2 separate regions of the Homo sapiens genome follow, and region 2 is linked to region 1. The links are chromatin loops, found by intact Hi-C in ENCODE. Cell type or tissue: IMR-90. All regions are shown on one strand. Links, peaks and the distances in the headings refer to the core of each region. The heading gives the core; the rest is flanking DNA. Region 1 holds the start of LOC105370102 (a long non-coding RNA gene). Region 2 has its middle 11 kb from the start of GJB2.

Region 1 (9,877 bases), core at 1,006-9,005:
AGATGTACATAAATATGTACCAGGAAAATCACCACAGTTACTTAGAACAGCAAGATACTGAACACATTTGAGATGCTTCAAAATACAGGAATGGTTAAACAAATTGTGTTCCATTTATCAAACTGGATACCATTCAGCCCCTAAAACTTATATTTTGTTTTATGGATAAGTTATTATTCTATCTAGAGCTCAGTTTCTTTCTACATATGTATAATAGGAAGAACAGTTTTCTTGAAAGTATAAAATGAGAGACTATATATAAAGCAACTTATAATGCCTTACACAGTTGTGGCTCTAAGTCATGCACTTAAAATAATAATAGCAGTTGACATTTATGAAATGCCAGGTTCAGACTCTGTGTTTGCATGTATTGTTCCATTTAATCTTCAAAACCACCTTATAAAGTTAGGAATGACAATCTCCATTTCACAGAAACTGAAGGGCAGAGAAATTAAAGGAACAAGGCCAAGTTCAACTAAATGCATAACAAAAACTAGTGGAGACATGGAAGATGCAGAGATGAAATTGTACTTGCAGACTTCAATGTTATACTATCAGGTTTCAGGGGCTTTTGAAGACCCACTGAGCACAGTAGACTGCTAGGTTGTGGTCTCAACCCCCACAAAAGACCTTGCCCAGTGCTTACCTTTCTTATATTTAAAAATATTATATTATATTGCAAGCCCAAGCCCAGGGCGTCTGTTTCCTTCCCTCCTCCCTGCCTCTCCTCTTTATGCACACACATACGTGTGTGCATGTGTGTGTGTGTGCGCACATGCACCTGTGTATGTTAGCCATTCCAATGTTAACATTTTTTTCTTAATTAGTAGCTAATATTTTTAAAGTTAGGGGATTCCACCTGTAAACGTGGTGTTCTGGGGCCCCACTGCTGTGGCACGTGGCTTGCAGCTGGGCAGCAGCTGTGGATGGGCGTGGCCCTCCACTGTGCTTCCTTGAGCTGTACTTTGCTGTCGGGTGGCTGCTAGGCCCCTGCAGGTGTTTAATTTCTGATACAAATGACAATCCCTCAGGTCCCATTTAGCTCTGACATTTTGTGGTTCTGAGGTGAGACTAACTAACCTATAAAGAAAACGTGCCCAAAAGAAAAGGCAATAGATTTGTTCTCTAAGGAACTGCTATTAAGACCCAAGGGTAATTAATCCCAATTGTCTCACCAAAGAATTTTTCTGAGTTATTAATTTTTGTTGTGATAAAAAACACATAACATAAACTTTGCTATCTTAACTGTTTTTGAGTTTACAGCTCAGTGGCATCAATTCCATCACATTGCCATGCATATCACAGTCCCTCTCCTGAACTTCTTCATCTTGCAGATCTGAAACTCTGTACCCATGAACAATAACTCCCTGTTCTCCCCCGCCCCAGCCCCTGGTAACCACCATTCTACTTTCTGTCTGTATGAATATCCCTACTCTTGGTACCTCGTATAAGTGGAATCACACAGTATTTGTCCTTTTGTGACTGACTTATTTCACTTAGCATAATGTCCTTAAAGTTCTTCCATGTGGTACCACGTGACAGGATTTACTTCCTTTTTAAAGTTTCCCTTGTATGTATACACTACATTTTTGTTATCTATTCATCTGTTGATGGACATGTGGGTTGCTTCAGCCTCTAGGCTATTGTGAATAGAGCTGATATGAACATGTGCATATTTGCACACGATGTGTAACTATCTCTTGAGATTCTGCTTTCAGTGCTTTTGGACAGATATCCAGAAGTGGAGCTGCTCGGCCATGTGGTGATTCCATTTTTAATGTTTTTAGGAACTGCCATACTGTTTTCCATAGCAGTCGCAACATTTTACAGTTTCACCAACAGTGTGCAAGGGTTTTCAGAGTTTTTGAAGGATGGAAATTTCATGTTATATAAACCGTTTCAAAGTATATAAACAGACGGTATTGAGAGGTGACAGCGTGCTGGCAGTCCTTGCAGCCCTCGTTCGCTCTCGGCGCCTCCTCTGCCTGGATTCCCACTTTGGCGGCACTTGAGGAGCCCTTCAGCCCACCGCTGCACTGTGGGAGCCCCTTTCTGGGCTGGCCAAGGCCGGAGCCGGCTCCTTCAGCTTGCAGGGAGGTGTGAAGGGAGAGGCGCGAGCGGGAACCAGGCTGCGCGCGGCGCTTGCCGGGCCAGCTGGAGTTCCGGGTGAGTGTGGGCTTGCCGGGCCCCGCACTCGGAGCGGCCGGCCAGCCCTGCCGGCCCCGGGGAATGAGGGGCTTAGCACCCGGGCCAGCGGCTGCGGAGGGTATGCTGGGTCCCCCAGCAGTGCCAGCCCACCGGCGCTGCGGTAGATTTCTCGCAGGGCCTTAGCTGCCTCCCTGCCGGGCAGGGCTCGGGACCTGCAGCCCGCCATGCCTGAGCCTCCCCACTCCCCGTGGCGGGGGGGGGTTCTATTTTTCAGGGTTCTAGAAATGCTGTGAAGCTGTTTTTAATTTACAAATAATTTTTTCTTATTACTCTATTTTTTTCTTATTACTTGTGTATTAAGTATGTGACCTTCCTACCTGGGCCTTAGTTTTCTTCACCTTATTGTTTGAGCGATTACACAGACAACACATGAATGCATTCTACCAAAAATGTCAAATAATGGAGAATTATATAAGTAATAAATAATGGAAGTTCCCTGGTGAGCCATCCCATGCCCCATCCCTCTTTCCTCCACAGGGGTAACCCCTGTTTTGGTGGCTTTTTTTTGTTTTTTGTGCACTGACATACGTATTGTCTGTGGACACATCTAAATTTAAAAGAATGTTATTAGGATCACAACATGCGTATCATTCTGCAGTGGGCCATGGTTTTCTTATTAAAGCACTAAATTAATTGAGCCCTAAGATATGCATTTCTTTTGTTCCTAGGTAAATGAATATTCAGGCATTTGGTGTTATTGTTGTTTTCAATCATCCCATAAAGAGAATTTCACTGTGTTTTCTTAGGACCAGTAGGAACACAGTGTTTATAGTTTTCCCTGGTGTAGCCATTCCCTCTGAATACATTCATTACTTCTTGTATATTTTTGGTTGATGCCCTTGGAGTTTCTTTCTATACAGTCATGTAATACACAAGTAATGTGAAAAAGTCTATTGCGATTATTGATAAAGTTATATACGTTTAAGCTATTTAAATTAAAAATTTTTTTTTGAAATGATCAAATAGTAAATCTGATCTTTTGGGGGGTCATACAGTTCTGTGGATTTTAGCACATGAATAGATTTATGTCTCCACCACTGAACACCAGGTAGGATGCAGAGCTCTTCAGTCACCCCAATAAGCTCCCTTGTGCTAGCCCACGGCAGTCCCTCGGGCCCTCAACCCGCAGTCACTCATCTGTTCTCCATTTCTGCGGTTTTGTCTGTTGGAGGAGGTCATATACATGCGAGATAATAAAGCACAAAGTTTTTCACAATCTGGACTTCACCCATCTCTCCAGTGAATCATTTGGTTTTAGCTTAATCCCACTTATCCTTCAAAACTCATGTCGAATGTCATCTCTCTGTCACCTGTCCCGGGACCTCTGTACTCTGCCGGTAAGTTGATTCAGGCGCCCTTTCTCTGGGCTCCCATGATATCCTGCACGTGCTTCTAATCTAGTGCTTTTCACATGCCAGGTATTATTATGTCTCCTGTTAGACTCCATGCTTTGTGGAGGCCGAGATTATGCCTTATTCAAATTAGTTTCTCAATTGCTTATATATACATATATTTACATATGTTAGTTTGTAACATGTAAATTAACAAATTAGTTTCTCAATTGCATACATATATTTACATATGTATATACATATGAGAATTGTATATATACATATATTTACAGTATATACAGTATATATATATACTGTGTATACATATGTAAATAGTAATTGTTTACTAAATATATAATGAATAGATAAATAATTAAGGGAGATACTGAAGATGGTGGCTCCCAACTGTGAGTGTGTGGGTGCCAAAGCTAAGAGCAAATAAAAGCAACAGTATCTGGAAACTTGCAAAATACAAGAATTTGAGGTTTCTTAGGAAAAAAATCACAAATAGAAAGGCGTGCCCAGATTCAACCATTTACTAGATATTATAAGTCCACACACATAGATAGCTCAATACAAATATTCTAGTAAATATTTATACCCAATAGCTAGTTTCAGTAGTAGCCAACAGTGTTGGGTTAGGAGTCGTGAATTTTCCAGCCAGCTCTCATCTCTGTGGCTGTAAGGGAGGAGTTCTGGAACCACCTCTAGACTCAGTGGGATGGGGTGAGGGGGCTCTAGATCCCTGACCTCAGCTTTAATCAGAGTCCTGCTTTTGTTTGTTTTCAACTTGAAGAAAGAGTTCCACTGCTTAAAAAAAATACAAGTGTGAGCGCCACCACTGGAGGCCTGTGGCACATGCAGTCCACATCCATCCTTGATGTGCCAACTTCCTCCCGATTCACTTTCCCTGGGGTATTCTTCAATTCCACCATTGTCTTTGGCATTTGATTCTATTCACTGTTAGAATCCACTCTTACCCTGCTCTTGTGAATTTCAGCCACGTTGTGGAAACTGCCATGAGTTTGGATGTTCTCTGGGGTCTGTCATGGGAATGTGGTCTGCAGCCATCTCCTAAAACTCCTCCACTAACCACGAGGCACTCAAACTGCCCCTTTCAGAGCCCTTTGCCATGAAAACTCTTCTTGATGGATAATTATGTTAGCTATGAATAATCTTTTCTCTTATTTATGCTGTTCATTTTTTGTTATTTGTTTATTACTTTTTTTTTTTTTTTTTAGGGACAGGATGTTGCTCTGTTGCCCAAGCTGGAGTGCAGTGGTGCAATCATGGCTCAATGCAGTCTTGAATTCCTGGGCTCAAGAGATCCTTATGCCTCAGCCTCCCTAGCAGCTGGGATTGCTTTTAGGCTTAGCTTTTTGTTTGTTTGTTGTAGAGATGGGATCTCACTATGTTGTCCAGGCTAGTCTCAAACTCCTGGCTTCAAGTGATCCTCCACCCTTGGCCGGCCTCCCAAAGAGCTGGGATTACAGCTGTAAGCCACCTTGCCCAGCCCATTTTTCACTTATTTATAGTGTTCATTATGTAGCACAAAAGTATGAGACTTATAAATAACAGGACCAGTATCATCTGAATTCCAAAGTCAAATGTAACTCTCAACTATTGTAATTTGAATGTGATGATGATACACTCATAGTATCTTCAACCCACAGTGCCTAATTCTGAGTGGGAAGGAGGAGAGGCCAATGATCACCTTCAAAGGAGGGTGACAAGGGAGCAGGAGGACAGGGAGGGGCTAGACACAGGTGATGAGGAGGAAAGCAGCTTCAGCAAATGTGCGAGTGTGGGAGGACAGAAGTCAAGGAAGTTCCCGTCCAGAGAGGTATCTCCCGGCAGGGACATCCTGGGGGGCAGAACAGGTCGAAGCCATGACAAGGAACAAGATGTGATACTTCTGGTGGCTGGTGGAGGAGTCGGGTGCAGGTCAGTGGAATTGAGGAGGTCAGGGCGTGAGGCTGCTGGCCAGGGGGACTGGCAGTGTGGGGTTTGTGGCCAAGCAGCCTCCTAACACCCTCAGTCAAGTCTCTCAGTGCTATTGAAGTTGCTTAAAAGCAAAACTGCCTTTCTTAATAAAAAGTGTCCTTTTATTTATATTTATAAAAAGTTTTTATTTTATTTATAAAAAGTAAAAAACTTTCCACTACACCGTGTTTCAGCTTCTGTGGCTGACCCAGCTCCAGGAGGAGGCCTGCTTGATTAGAGACTAGGATAAAGAAAGGCCCTGGGCAATGAAGCAGCTGGGCTCCCCAGCGGTGGGCCTGTGGGAGACTTGCCTCGGAGGGAACCTCAGCTCCCCGAGGCGCGGGGGCACAAACTGAGCAGACCCAGGAGCCAGTCCTGAGTGAGGGCTCCGGGAAGATGGAGAACAGGTGCTGCAGAGACTGTGGCTGGAGATTAGCAAGGAATGAAGAAAAAAGACTCCTTTACAGCAGGAAGGGCCCTGCCGATATATGACTGATACTGTGTTTAATTGCCACAATTTGGCACTTTCTTCAAGGGAGTTTTCTGCGGGTCTGTGTGGTGACAAAACCCATGGTGTACTCTGCTGATGAGTGAAGGTGGAGGTCCGTGGAGTTGAGGAGCCAGGCTGCGGCGAGTTGTGTGTCCGTGGTTATCAACAGGGATGTTTTGGCCAATTAGGAGCGAGGCCAGTTGGACAGTTGATAATTGAGAGTTATTCAGGTGTGAACATTCTTATTTAAAAGGGTAAGCGTATCAGCAGCCCAGGGCTGCTATAACAAGGTCCCACAAACTGTGTGGCTTAAAACAGCAGGAATTAATTTTCTCACACATCTGGAGGCCAGGAGCCTGAGATCCAGGTGTTGGCAGAGCCACCAGTCCCCTGAGACTCTGGGCTGAGTCCTGTGCCTGTCCCTAGCTCCTGGTGGTGGCCATCCGTCCCTGAAGTTCCCTGCTTGGAGCGGCATCACTCTATTATCTGCCTTTTTTTTTTTGGTATGGCATTTTAATTTTTTTCCTAGAATAATTCTTGTCCTTTCTGTGTTTGCTGGCTGGCTTAGTTTTTTTTTTTGTTTTTTGTTGTTTGTTTGTTTGTTTGTTTTAATGTACCCTTCACTAATCCAGCCCCATACATTCAAACAGACTATAAAACTCCTCTCAGTGGTCCAATACTTCAGATAAGCTACCACTCCATTTTTTTTCTGGCAGTACCGCCCTCTGTCTCCCTGTCCTCCTCTCCCTCTAGGCCACTTCCATAGCCGTCTTCCTGTCACTGTCATCCTGGAAACCTCCCTTGCCTCTCACCTCTGTTGGATACCGTGATTCGAGAACCCATGTCTTCCTGTCTCCGGGTGACTCCCCCGTTTTGGTGGAGAATATACTCCAAGAAGTTCCTGAGAAAAGGTGCATGAAAGATCCATTTTTTTTTGAGACCCTTTAGGTACAAAAGTACCTTTAAAGTCACTCTTGATTGATGGTTGAAGGCAGCAATCATCCTCCAGATCATACTATGACTGTTGAGAAGTCTAATGTCTTTCTGGAACCTCTCATCAAGTTCACTGAGTCATTCCTCAGCTCGTGTTCAGGCTAGCAATTCATCCACTGAAAGAATTATTTGATTTGATATCATGTTTCTAAATTTCTAGCTTTTTCATTAGATTCTTTCTTACGGTTTCCATCTCTGCTGAAATTCCTCATCCCTTCATGCCTGTTGTCTACCTTTTCTACTGGATCTTTTAACAACTTAATCATAGTCTGTATTTATTTACTTGTTTATTTTTGAGACAGGGTCCTGTTCTGTCACCCAGGCTGGAGTGCGCTGGTGTGATCATAGTGCTCTGCAGCCTCAAACTCCTGGGCTGAAATGATCCTCCCACCTCCATCTCCCAAAGTGCTGAGATTATGGGCATGAGCCATTGCACCAGCCTTCGTCTGTATTTTAAAGTCTGTGTGTGATAGTTACCGAGTTGGAGTTTTGTTGTTCCTGTCATTACCTTCAGTGCACCGTGGGTTTCAGATACCCCTGTGACAGGCTGCTGTCATGCCTGGTGCTTAGAGAGGGACTCAGGAGCCAGAGGGTTTTCTCAGTGTTCTTGCTTGCTCCCTTTCAGCGTTCGGCCATCCCTATACCACAGCACACAGGGGGCTCTCTCTGCTCTTGGCCCTCCCAGAGCAGTAGATTGCTGTCGTTTGTTACTCAGAGCTGGACTTGCGGTGGGGGCTTGGCGGGGCTCTCTGTTGTCCTGTTTCAACCTCGGTCTTAGGCAGGCCCTATGCACCTGGGCCTCAGGGACGGAGCTTGTTAAGCATTCCTTCGCCTTCTCCCCTTGGCCACCATGCTGCTTGTATCTGCATTTGGATTTGGGTGGGAGTTTTCTCCCCCACCTCCATCACCTGCAGACCTCTTCCTGTTGTAAATGTAGGATCCTGAACCCCAAATATGTTCTCCCGGTCCCCCAGTGGTATAGGGTTTTTGCTTCCACCATCCCCCAGCAGTGACCCAGCCCTTTGTCTGCATCCTGGGAGGGGCTGTCTCACCTCTCTCCTTGAAGCAGATGGGTCTGGCCTCTACTCTTTCCCCAGAAGCAACAGGCAAGAGGGTCTACAGTCCCTGCACCAGTAGCTTTTACGTCTCAGCAGGGAAGCATCCAAGGAAGTGGGAGGGGGTACCTGCTCCTCAGCCTTGCCGCAGCCTCTGTGCTCCTGCCCTCTTCCTGTGGTCTGGGTGTTTGTAAGGATTCACTGTGGAGCCCATGGAAATGAGCTCACCAGTAAGCACAGACTCTCCTTGCACCACAGGCACTGCATGTGCTTGCCCCCACTTGGCCTTTAAAAACGTGTTAAAATTTTAGCCAATTTCTTCTTACCCAATCGGCAACAATCTCTCTCTTTGTCCTCTGCTCCACCAAAGGTTTGTGTGTCCATCTCTCGTTGGAGGGGCTGATGCCTCTTTGAAATCCAGTTTACTTGGTTGCCTTATGAACTTAGTTCTCTTAGGGGCTCAAGAAACGTTTATTTTCTCATCTTTACAGTAGGGAAGACACCAGTGCTGCTTTCTACATCCTAGGCAGACGTGACTTCTTCCAGTGCTATTTCAACTCCATGTCCTTTGTGTCTGACCTCATTTGTCCTTGCTGAAAGCATTTAGGATCTTCTCTGGAATGATGATGTTCTAAAGTTTCAACACAATTTTTCATGGTGTCAGTCAGTCTGTTTTTATTTATTGGGAAATTTTTCTTACCTCCATTTTTTCCTTAAGTCTGCTCTACCTAGAACTCTAATTTTGGACTTCCTGGATTTCTTATTCGATTTTTAAAAATATTTTTTCTCCTATATCTCAGAGCTCATTTATCTTTTTTGTTCTGCTTTCTGGGAGATCATTCTTATCTTATCATCCTATCTAAACAGAGAGAGAGATTTCCTTAAATGCCTGAAGCCAAAAGAGAGGCGGAAAACGTCCTTCTCGGATTTTGCCGCTTGATTCAGAGTAGGGCACTCCTTCGGTGCTAGCCAGGCCACCTGTGACTTTACTGTGGCCTTCACATCCTGCTTTGTAGACTTCCCCCCTACACTCCAGATCCACCAGACTGTATTAGTCCCTGGCACCAGCAAGCTGCACCAGGAATGTGGCCACCATCCCCAAAGCCACTACCACTAGGGGATGGGACCGTAGTCAGGTAGGGGAACGGGCCACATTGCTGTTTTATTGAAATCCAGCTGCCTTTTCTTCATTTTTCAGTGCCTTGGTTGCTACAAATTTCAGATTAGATTCCAGAGTCCCCCAAAAGCTGATACCAACAGTCTTTGGCAGCTATGGCTGTTTCAGTGGAGGGACTTTTTCTTTCGGTGCCCGAGTCTTCCTTGACTGTGATGTCATGCCTCTATTTATTTTGTACATTTCTGCTCTCATACTTTTAACTTCTCAGAGCTTATCTTGTTTTCTAAATGTTCTATTTTCATAACATTTCTTTCTTAGTTCATGAAAATGATACCCATCTTTGAGGATATTAATTATAGTGGAAGGTTTGGGGATATTTTATTTTCTTGCTTCCTGAATTGTTTTTTTCCTCTGATTTATTTTTTTCAGTTTGTTTTATCTTTTCCTTTAAGAGCATTCTTGGAGAATGCAGTTGACTGTTAATACTGAGAAGTCACATAGTAAAATGTTGCTTGGAGTCTCTGTGCGTGGCAGGGCTTTGGCTGGTGTCTCTACAGCGGGGTGACTGGCGGAAGTCTCATAGGAGGGCTAGACTTTTCCCTGGTCAGCACCTACACAGTCACGGAAGCCCTTGTTTTCAGGATGGCTGCTCCCTGTCTTCAGCAGTTCCTGGTGTCCCTGAGTCCAGAGCCTTTCAGGT
Region 2 (8,152 bases), core at 153-8,152, 91 kb before region 1:
CAAAAGTGGCAGTGGAGGCAAGGCTGGAAAACAAACAATTTCATAGTGCTTGAATTTTGGAGCCATGTTAGATGCAAGGTAAGCCAAATGATATGAAATCTATGTCTCAACCTGCTTCCAGTTTGAACAGTAGTAAAACCAAAGAAACTAGCCATTATACAGTGGCGGCATAGGAAATTCAGGTTAGGCTGAGGAGCAAAGTAAAACGTCCTTGTTTCCATTAGATATCAGTGGTGCACTCAATTTAGTGAACACTACAGCTCAGTCTCAGCTCAACCTGACTCTTGATGAAATCTGATCAGATTCTCATTCCAGCCAGCTGGCAGAGAGAAAAGGACTTGCACTCACTAGAAAAAACAAAAACAAAACACTCCTGGAGAGTCTTTTATATGCAATGTCTAACCTTCAGTAAAAAAATCACAAGACGTGAGGAAATAGGAAAATGAGATCCATAATCAGGAGGAAAAAAAAAAACAGTCAATAGAAGTAGATACACTACATATTGAAAATAAAAGTATGGGAAAATGTACATACACAATGCAAACTTAAATTATAGGGAAGCTGGGGTGGCTTTACTGTACAAAATATACTTCAAAACAAGGAAACTAACAGAGTTAAAAAGACATCTCAAATGGTAAAAGGGTCTTTTCATCAAGAAGACATCAATCTTGGCCAGGTGCAGTGGCTCACACCAGTAATCCCTGCACTTTGGGAGGCCCAGGCAGGCGGATTGCCTGAGGTCAGGAGTTCAAGACCAGCCTGGCTAACATGGCAAAACCCCATCTATACTAAAAATACAAAAAATTAGCTGGGCGTGGTGGTGGGCGTCAGCAATCCCAGCTAGACGGGGAGATTCATTTGAACCCAGTGGGCGGAGGTTGCAGTGAGCTGAGTTCGCACCATGCACTCCAGTCTGGGCAACTGGGCGAGACTCCATTTCAAAAAAAAAAAAAAAAGAAGAAGACATCACTCTTAAATGTGTATTCCCTAAGTAACAGAGATCCAAAATACACAAAGCAATATTAAGAACACCAAAGGGAAAAATGACAAATCCATATTCATAGTTATAATAACTGAGTAATTGACAGAACATGTATATAATAAAAATCAGTAAGGATATAGAAGATCTAAGGAATACTATCAGCTAATTTGGCCTCACTTACATTTATAGAACACCAGGTTTAGCAACTGCATAATACACATCGTTTTCAAGTGCATGTGAAATGTTTGTTGAGAAAAGACATGCTGAACTATGAAATGTCTCAATAAATTCCAAGGAATAGAAATCTCACAGAATATATTCTCTGACTGTTGCAGAATTAAACTAGATATATGAATATCTAGAAAATACCAAACATTTGGAAATTAAATAACAAATAACCCATGAGTAAAAGAAGGAATTTTGAGACATTTGAAATGTTTAAAATCAATGAAAATGAAAACATAAATATTAAAATTTGGGGTATGTACCTGAAGCAGTGCTAACAGAGAAATTTTTGCCTTAAATATTAAAAATAAATATTAGAAAAAGAAGAAAAATTTAGAATTGACTATTACATTTCCACCTTAAGAAGTGTGAAAAAAGAACAAATGAAACTCATTGTATGTACAGAAAGGAAATAACAAATATAAAAAAATCAATTAAGTAGAAGGCAACTAATAGAGAAAATCAAACAAAGCCAAAGTTTAATACTTTGAAAATATTAATAAAATTGATAAACTCTTTGTCTTAGCTTGGGCTGCCATAACAAAATACCATAGACTGGGTAGCTTAAACAACAGAAACTTATTTTGTCATGGTTCTGGAGGCTGGAAGTCCAAGATCAGGATGCCAGTATGCTTGGGTTCTGGTGAGGGCTTTCTTCCTGGCTTGCAGATGGTAGCCTTCTTGCTGTGTGCTCACATGGCAGAGAGAGAGAGAGGTGCAAGCTCTCTGGTGTCTCTTTTTATAAGGGCGCTCATCCCATCATGAGGGCCACACCCTCATAACCTCATCTCAACCTAGCTATCTCCCAAAGGCTCAGTCTCCAAACACCATCACACTGCACAGTAGTGCTTTGATGTATGATTGTTGGAGGGACACAATTCTGTCCATAACATTCCAAGCAACAGTAATTAAGGAAAAAAGAGAAAAAACATAAACTATGTCATCAGGAATGAAAGAGGGGAAATCACAACAGATCCTACAGACACTAAAAAAGTTAATAATAAAATGTAGGAACAATTTTCTTCCAATAAATTCAATAACTTGATTGAAGTGAACAAATTTAAATTCCTTGAAAAATACAACTTATCAAAATGGGCACAAACAGAAATGAAAAAATGTATCTATTAAGAAAATTGAATTTGTAACAAAAACCTTTCCCACAAATAAAACTCCAGGCCCAGATAGCTTCACTGGTGAATTCTACTAACATTTAAGTAATAAATAATACAAATTGTACTCTAATTATTTGTCATGTACATATGTCATTATATATTTATGCAAGTACTTCTGGAGGATAATGTCCTCAAACTAGATGTGATGGGTCAAAATGTACATGCATTTGTTATTTTGATGGATATAGCCAAATTGCCTTCCATGGGGATTGAACCAATTTTCATTCCATCAGCAATGAGAAGACCTGTTTTTCTACACCTTTGCCAACAGATTTATACTAGTTTAAAAAATTTAAACCAGTTTAAAATTTTTCACTGATAGTTATTAAACACGTTGATGTGAAATGAGTGATAGAGGATTCTTCTCATTGACCAATTACTGGAGCTTTTATTTTCAGAAAATGTGTGTCTTCTTCTTATTTCTTTGATTTTTCTCACTGACCAATTACTAGAGCTTTTATTTTCAGAAAATGTGTGTCTTCTTATTATTCCTTCATATATTTTGTTTTTTTTCTTGTTAATTACTGGAGCAAAAATTTAAATTAAGGTGGCATAACAGGGTGGGTGTGTGAGGTCCTTGGAAAGAAGTATGTGGGTGAAGTTTCTTGAGCCCTGCATTCGAGATCAGTACCAATCTCTTCCTCCAGAAGATGTTTTATGAAACCTTCTAACAAGTAGAAAAGCTGTAGTTTTGAGTTTTATTTCACCTATAGGAATATTAAGAAATAGTAATAGAGAAGCAGGAAAGAAGAGAGAAAAAGATGTACTTCATAACCATCTTTTCAATACTCACGAAAAACTTTTTTTTTTTTTTTCTGAGACAGAGTCTCACTCTGTCGCCCAGGCTGGAGTGCAGTGGTGCTATCTCGGCTCACTGCAACCTCTGCCTCCCGGGTTCAAGCAATTCTTGTGCCTCAGCCTCCTGAGTAGCTGGAATTACAGGTGTGTGCCACCATGCCCAGCTAATTTTTTTGTATTTTTAGTAGACATGGGGTTTCACCATGTTGGCCAGGCTGGTCTCAAACTCCTGACCACAGGTGATCTTCCCGCCTCGGCCTCCCAAACGGCGTGAGCCACCGCACCTGGCCAGGAAAAACTGTTGAAGACTATATGTATGTCTTTAATTTAAAGAGATTTGGAAACCGAGTTAGAAGATTCATTTAGGTGACTTCGACTTCCTGCAACATGTCAGTAGGACCTGTCCAAGAAGTTTCTCTTCCCACATTAAATATAATAATTCTCAATAAAATATCACATAAAAACCTTGACAAATAACTAAGTGAAAGAAATAAAGAAAGGCAGGTCTCGAAGTGCCAGAAATAAAGATAGAACTCAAGGTTGGCACTGTTGAGTAGAGAGTGGCTCTATGGTGGCCAACAGGAGAATGAGTCTGAATGCAGCACATAGAGGCCCAGGCTGATGCTAACTTCTTCCCAGCAGGATTTATTTTTGCTTCTGGAAGGCAGTTGGGGTAGGGAAAGTACTATTAATCCAGCCAAAGATTAAGCGAATTCAAAGCTTGGCTTTAGTCTTGGTGAGCGTCAGCCAATTTCCAGGTGAGTCCTTCTCCCAGCTATCCCTTTCAATGTCTGAACTGAAAGCCTGGGGTATCTATTTAGGGTTTTTGTTTGCTTGTTTATTCCTTGTTTTGCAAATCGGCAACTGTCTTATCCCTTTGCTTTTTCTTTCTTTCTGGGATCTTCAAGCCCTTGCTACTTTGGCAGCCCTCTGATGCTTTCAAACAGATGTTTTGTCTACATTGCTCCACTTCTCTTTTTCTCAGCAGTAGCATTTGTTTTGGATAAACTAACTCACCATTATTTCAACCAGAAACAACCTGCTCGATTACTTAAAATTATATAGTAGATAATGTTAAAATTTCTTATTTTACTTACTAAATGTTTTTAAATTTCCCTTATAAATGATATTTTTATTATTTCAGATGACCTATTATGTGAAACTTATTTAGGATAGACTTTTAAGTTTTTATTCATTCATGGGTATAAGTTTTCATTTATTGAGTTGTGAGCTTTAATAGAAGTAATTACTATTTTGATAAAATGTATGTATGTTCAGCTTTTAATAATAGGACTTTTGAGCATCATTTTTATCCAGTGGTTATGTTACTAGCAACAATAAGCCGCTACTTTTGTTGAAACAATAAAACTGCATTTTATTTCTGAAATACAAACTATTACTGATTCTTACACAATGTCAAAAATGTTCTAGGCTATTCTGCTTTTGTTTAGACTATCAAGAGATACTCTAGGCTATAATTCACTTTTTTTTTCTCCTACAGATTCTGAAGATTGCTGTTTTTGATATTCAAAAGGAATATTAAAAATTATCCAAAGTCTGTTTCCTATTTCTGAGGTTTTATTTTTAATATTTTATTCTAGGTTTCTGAATTTATAACTATAAAATACTGCTCCCTTACTACTCACAGAAGAATGACAACTTATTAATCATTAGTCAAAAGTAACAATGACATAATTTGAGGATAACATTAGCCTGGTGATTCTCTACAGTGTGCGGGGCTGCCCGACATTGCATGTAGCAGCCACGCTGTCCTGTGAGATGGGGGCTGAGCTGGCAGGGACACCTGTGGGGGCGTCTCAGGTGTCTCGGGCTCTCCCTCGAGGCCCATTTGTCAATGGGCTGTATGATATCTTAGGACAATTAGCTGGATCTGTGAGTTTATGATAGCATTCACCATACATTATTAATTCAGTTTACTTCTTTCTTGTTGTAGTCTCTATCATATTATTTCCAACTAGTATGGAAGCAATTTGATAATTCCACAAGTAGAATGGCTATACCTGCAGCTGAGAAAACCTATTTACTGATGAAATACTTCAATACAAAGAAAATTTCTTTTAAGGGTAAATTAATTCTCATTTATAATTTTTGAAATAAGTAATATATAATCAGCAAAAATTAAGAAACTACAGAATTAGGGCCGGGCATGATGGCTCACACCTGTAATCCCAGTACTTTGGGAGGCCGAGTCAGGCAGATCACCTGAGGTAAGGAGTTCGGGCCCAGCCTGGCCAACATGGCAAAACCCCATGTTTCTACTAAAAATGCAAAAAACTAGCTGGGCTTGGTGGCACACGCCTGTATTCCCAGCTACTCAGGAGGCTGAGGCATGAGAATCGTTTGAACCTAGGAGGCGGAGGTTGCAGTGAGCAGATATGGCGATGCAGCCTGGGCAACAGAGAGAGACTCTGTCTCAAAAAACAAGAAGAAGAAGAAGAAAAGAAACTACAGAATTAGGTAGAATAAAAACTAAAAGAATAAAAAGTAAAAGTCATCCCTGTTCCCTCCCCATGAACAGTTTGGTGTATGATTGTTCATTCTTCTTCTGTACACACACACACACACACACACACGGAGGTTTGTGGCCACAGCCCATGTTTTTCAGTTCTGTCAGTGTGCAGAGATCTACCTTGTTCTGTTCCATAGCTCCACTATAATTTATTTAACCTTTTCCTTACTAACTGTGAGAAAATTCTGATGATGGAAACATGGTAGACAAGGCTTCACTGAGGGGCATGAATGGAAGGACATTAGCGATGTTGCCTGGAGACAGCCTGACTAGTGCACCCCACAGTGAAACTCTCAAAGTTTTTGAACAATACAAAAAACCAAAACTCACTGTTCTCATGATGTTCATGTTTTCCCCTCTGCCTTCCCTTCCCTTTCTTTCATAAATTCTGTCTTTGCTCCCCTCCCCCATTTACAACAGTTTAACAGCTATTCTTTACATAAATGAGTAAATGTTTTCCAGATACTAACTAATGCTTCTGGGTTATTCTTTAATAAGGGATATATATGTCATTTCCATTTTTATACTATTATACATAATTTTGCAAAATCATCCTTATTTTTTTTTGCACTTGAATATTTCTGCAGGGTAAATTCCTAAAAGTGGGATTACTGCATCAAAAAGGATCTCTGTTTACGATTTTGGTAAGGCCTGTGGGAATGAATTTCTGGTGCTAGATGAGGAGACAGATGGCAGCTAGGTGGGGCAGACGCACTACACCAGGCAGGAGGCCTTTGGGGTCCTCCCTGTCATATGCAGTTCACAGGTGTCTTCCCACCTTGCCCTGTGCGCTCTCCTGAGTCTGTGTGATTGAGGGAGAACCTAAGAGAGCACTTGGGAAGAGCCCCCGAGGGCAGCCGGGGCTTGCCGCCTCACCCTTTTGGTTTCACATCCCAGAAATCAGTAAGGCAGGAATTGGAGGCTGCTTCTTGCCTTAGCAACTCGGTGACCTTAGGCAGAACAGTTCAGCCTTCTGAGTGTCCTTCCTCTTCTGTAAGGGGAGCGTAAACCGTCCTCCATGCAGAACGTGTACTGTGCCTGGCACAGCACTGGGGCATTAGGATCTCCAAATTAAAGGCTCACTCTGCGGGATGGAGGCAGCCACAGCTGGAAGAAGGAACATTTGGGGCCAGAAGTCCCCCTACCTCCGTCCTAAGAGAGAAGATGGGAATAACGACCCTCGCTGAAATGATTGCTCTCTGGCCAGCTCGCCTCGCATCCACATCCAAATCTGGGAGGCACAGAGCGCATCAGGACATCGGGTTCTGTCAGTGTAATGGGCGTGGCTCCTGACCTTCTGTCTGTATCAGAGAAGATAAGGGAGAACATTTGAAAGAAAGGAGAAAGAAGATAGCCACTGGAGAACAGAGCAAAGGAGCCAGCAGAAAAAGACGAGACGGCTGTAGCCCCACAGGAAGCAGAAACCGATAGGCTAAGTAGGATACACACAAAGAAAAGTAGATCCCGAGAGGCATTTCCCCGAGGGCTTTCATGTGGTTTCTCGTGAGGAGAAGCTGACTGCAGGGTGTTTGAAAGAACGACTTATGCAGCCATAAAAAATGATGAGTTCATGTCCTTTGTAGGGACATGGATGAAATTGGAAATCATCATTCTCAGTAAACTATCACAAGGACAAAAAAGCCAAACACCGCATGTTCTCACTCATAGATGGGAATTGAACAATGAGAACACATGGACATAGGAAGGGGAACATCACACTCTGAGGACTGTTGTGGGGTGCGGGGAGGGGGGAGGAATAGCATTAGGAGATATACCTAATGCTAAATGACGAGTTAATGGGTGCAGCACACCAGCATGGCACATGTATACATATGTAACAAACCTGCACATTGTGCACATGTACCCTAAAACTTAAAGTATAATAATAATAAAAAAAAGAAAAAAGAAAAAAAAAGATTAAATTTCCTAGAAAATCTTTGTTCCAAAAAAAAAAGAAAGAACGACTTATCGTTCTTTCGATCTCTTACGGCTGGATATCTAAGGGCCCATCCAATGCCTAGAGATGGAGGCTGGAGAAGTCCTCGCTGGGGAGATGCGCAGGGCAGGCAGGGAGGGCAGCAGCTGGTGACACGGTGGCCCTCCCAGGGCGGGGACTGCCTGACCCCTCCAACCCCATCCCCGCGTGGAACAGGTTGCTGAAAAACAAACTCATGTTTTCAGTCCATAGGGCTGAAAAGGGTCTGTCTATAGTGATTACACACCAATGACTGAATGCAGCCCACATTTCACAGCCGCAGGTCCAGAGTGGAACTGTTTCAGAGAGGCACAGCTATTTCTACGGGCCGCTCGAAATGGCATGTGTCTGGGAGCGTTTCTGAAGACCAGCATGAGATGAGGATGACCTGAGGGACTTATCAAAATGCAGATTCTGGAGCCCATCCCGGGCTGACTGAATTCGACCTTCTGAAGGTGGGTGCTGGGATG

The links. Hi-C counts contacts between places; a loop is a spot of excess contacts. Peaks named below come from ENCODE experiments on the same cell type or tissue, not always from the same donor. Only the 100,000 strongest peaks of a DNase experiment are listed, where the experiment ranks them.
Region 2: a loop joins it to region 1, with 2.0 times the contacts of the local background. A loop is called at or near these places in 2 of 110 quality-filtered maps.

What each region holds. Positions count from the first base shown.
Region 1 is chr13:20,290,311-20,300,187 of GRCh38, forward strand. LOC105370102 (a long non-coding RNA gene) reads left to right here and starts at 5,378. Exons shown (of 3, transcript XR_941720.2): 1 at 5,378-5,483. In IMR-90, for the core only: no CTCF peak of the experiment used is centred there; no DNase peak of the experiment used is centred there; H3K27me3 peaks cover 2,207 bases.
Region 2 is chr13:20,199,854-20,208,005 of GRCh38, forward strand. No RefSeq gene overlaps it. Among named protein-coding and RNA genes, the nearest start is that of GJB2, 11 kb to the left of the region's middle. In IMR-90, for the core only: no CTCF peak of the experiment used is centred there; no DNase peak of the experiment used is centred there; H3K27me3 peaks cover 3,345 bases.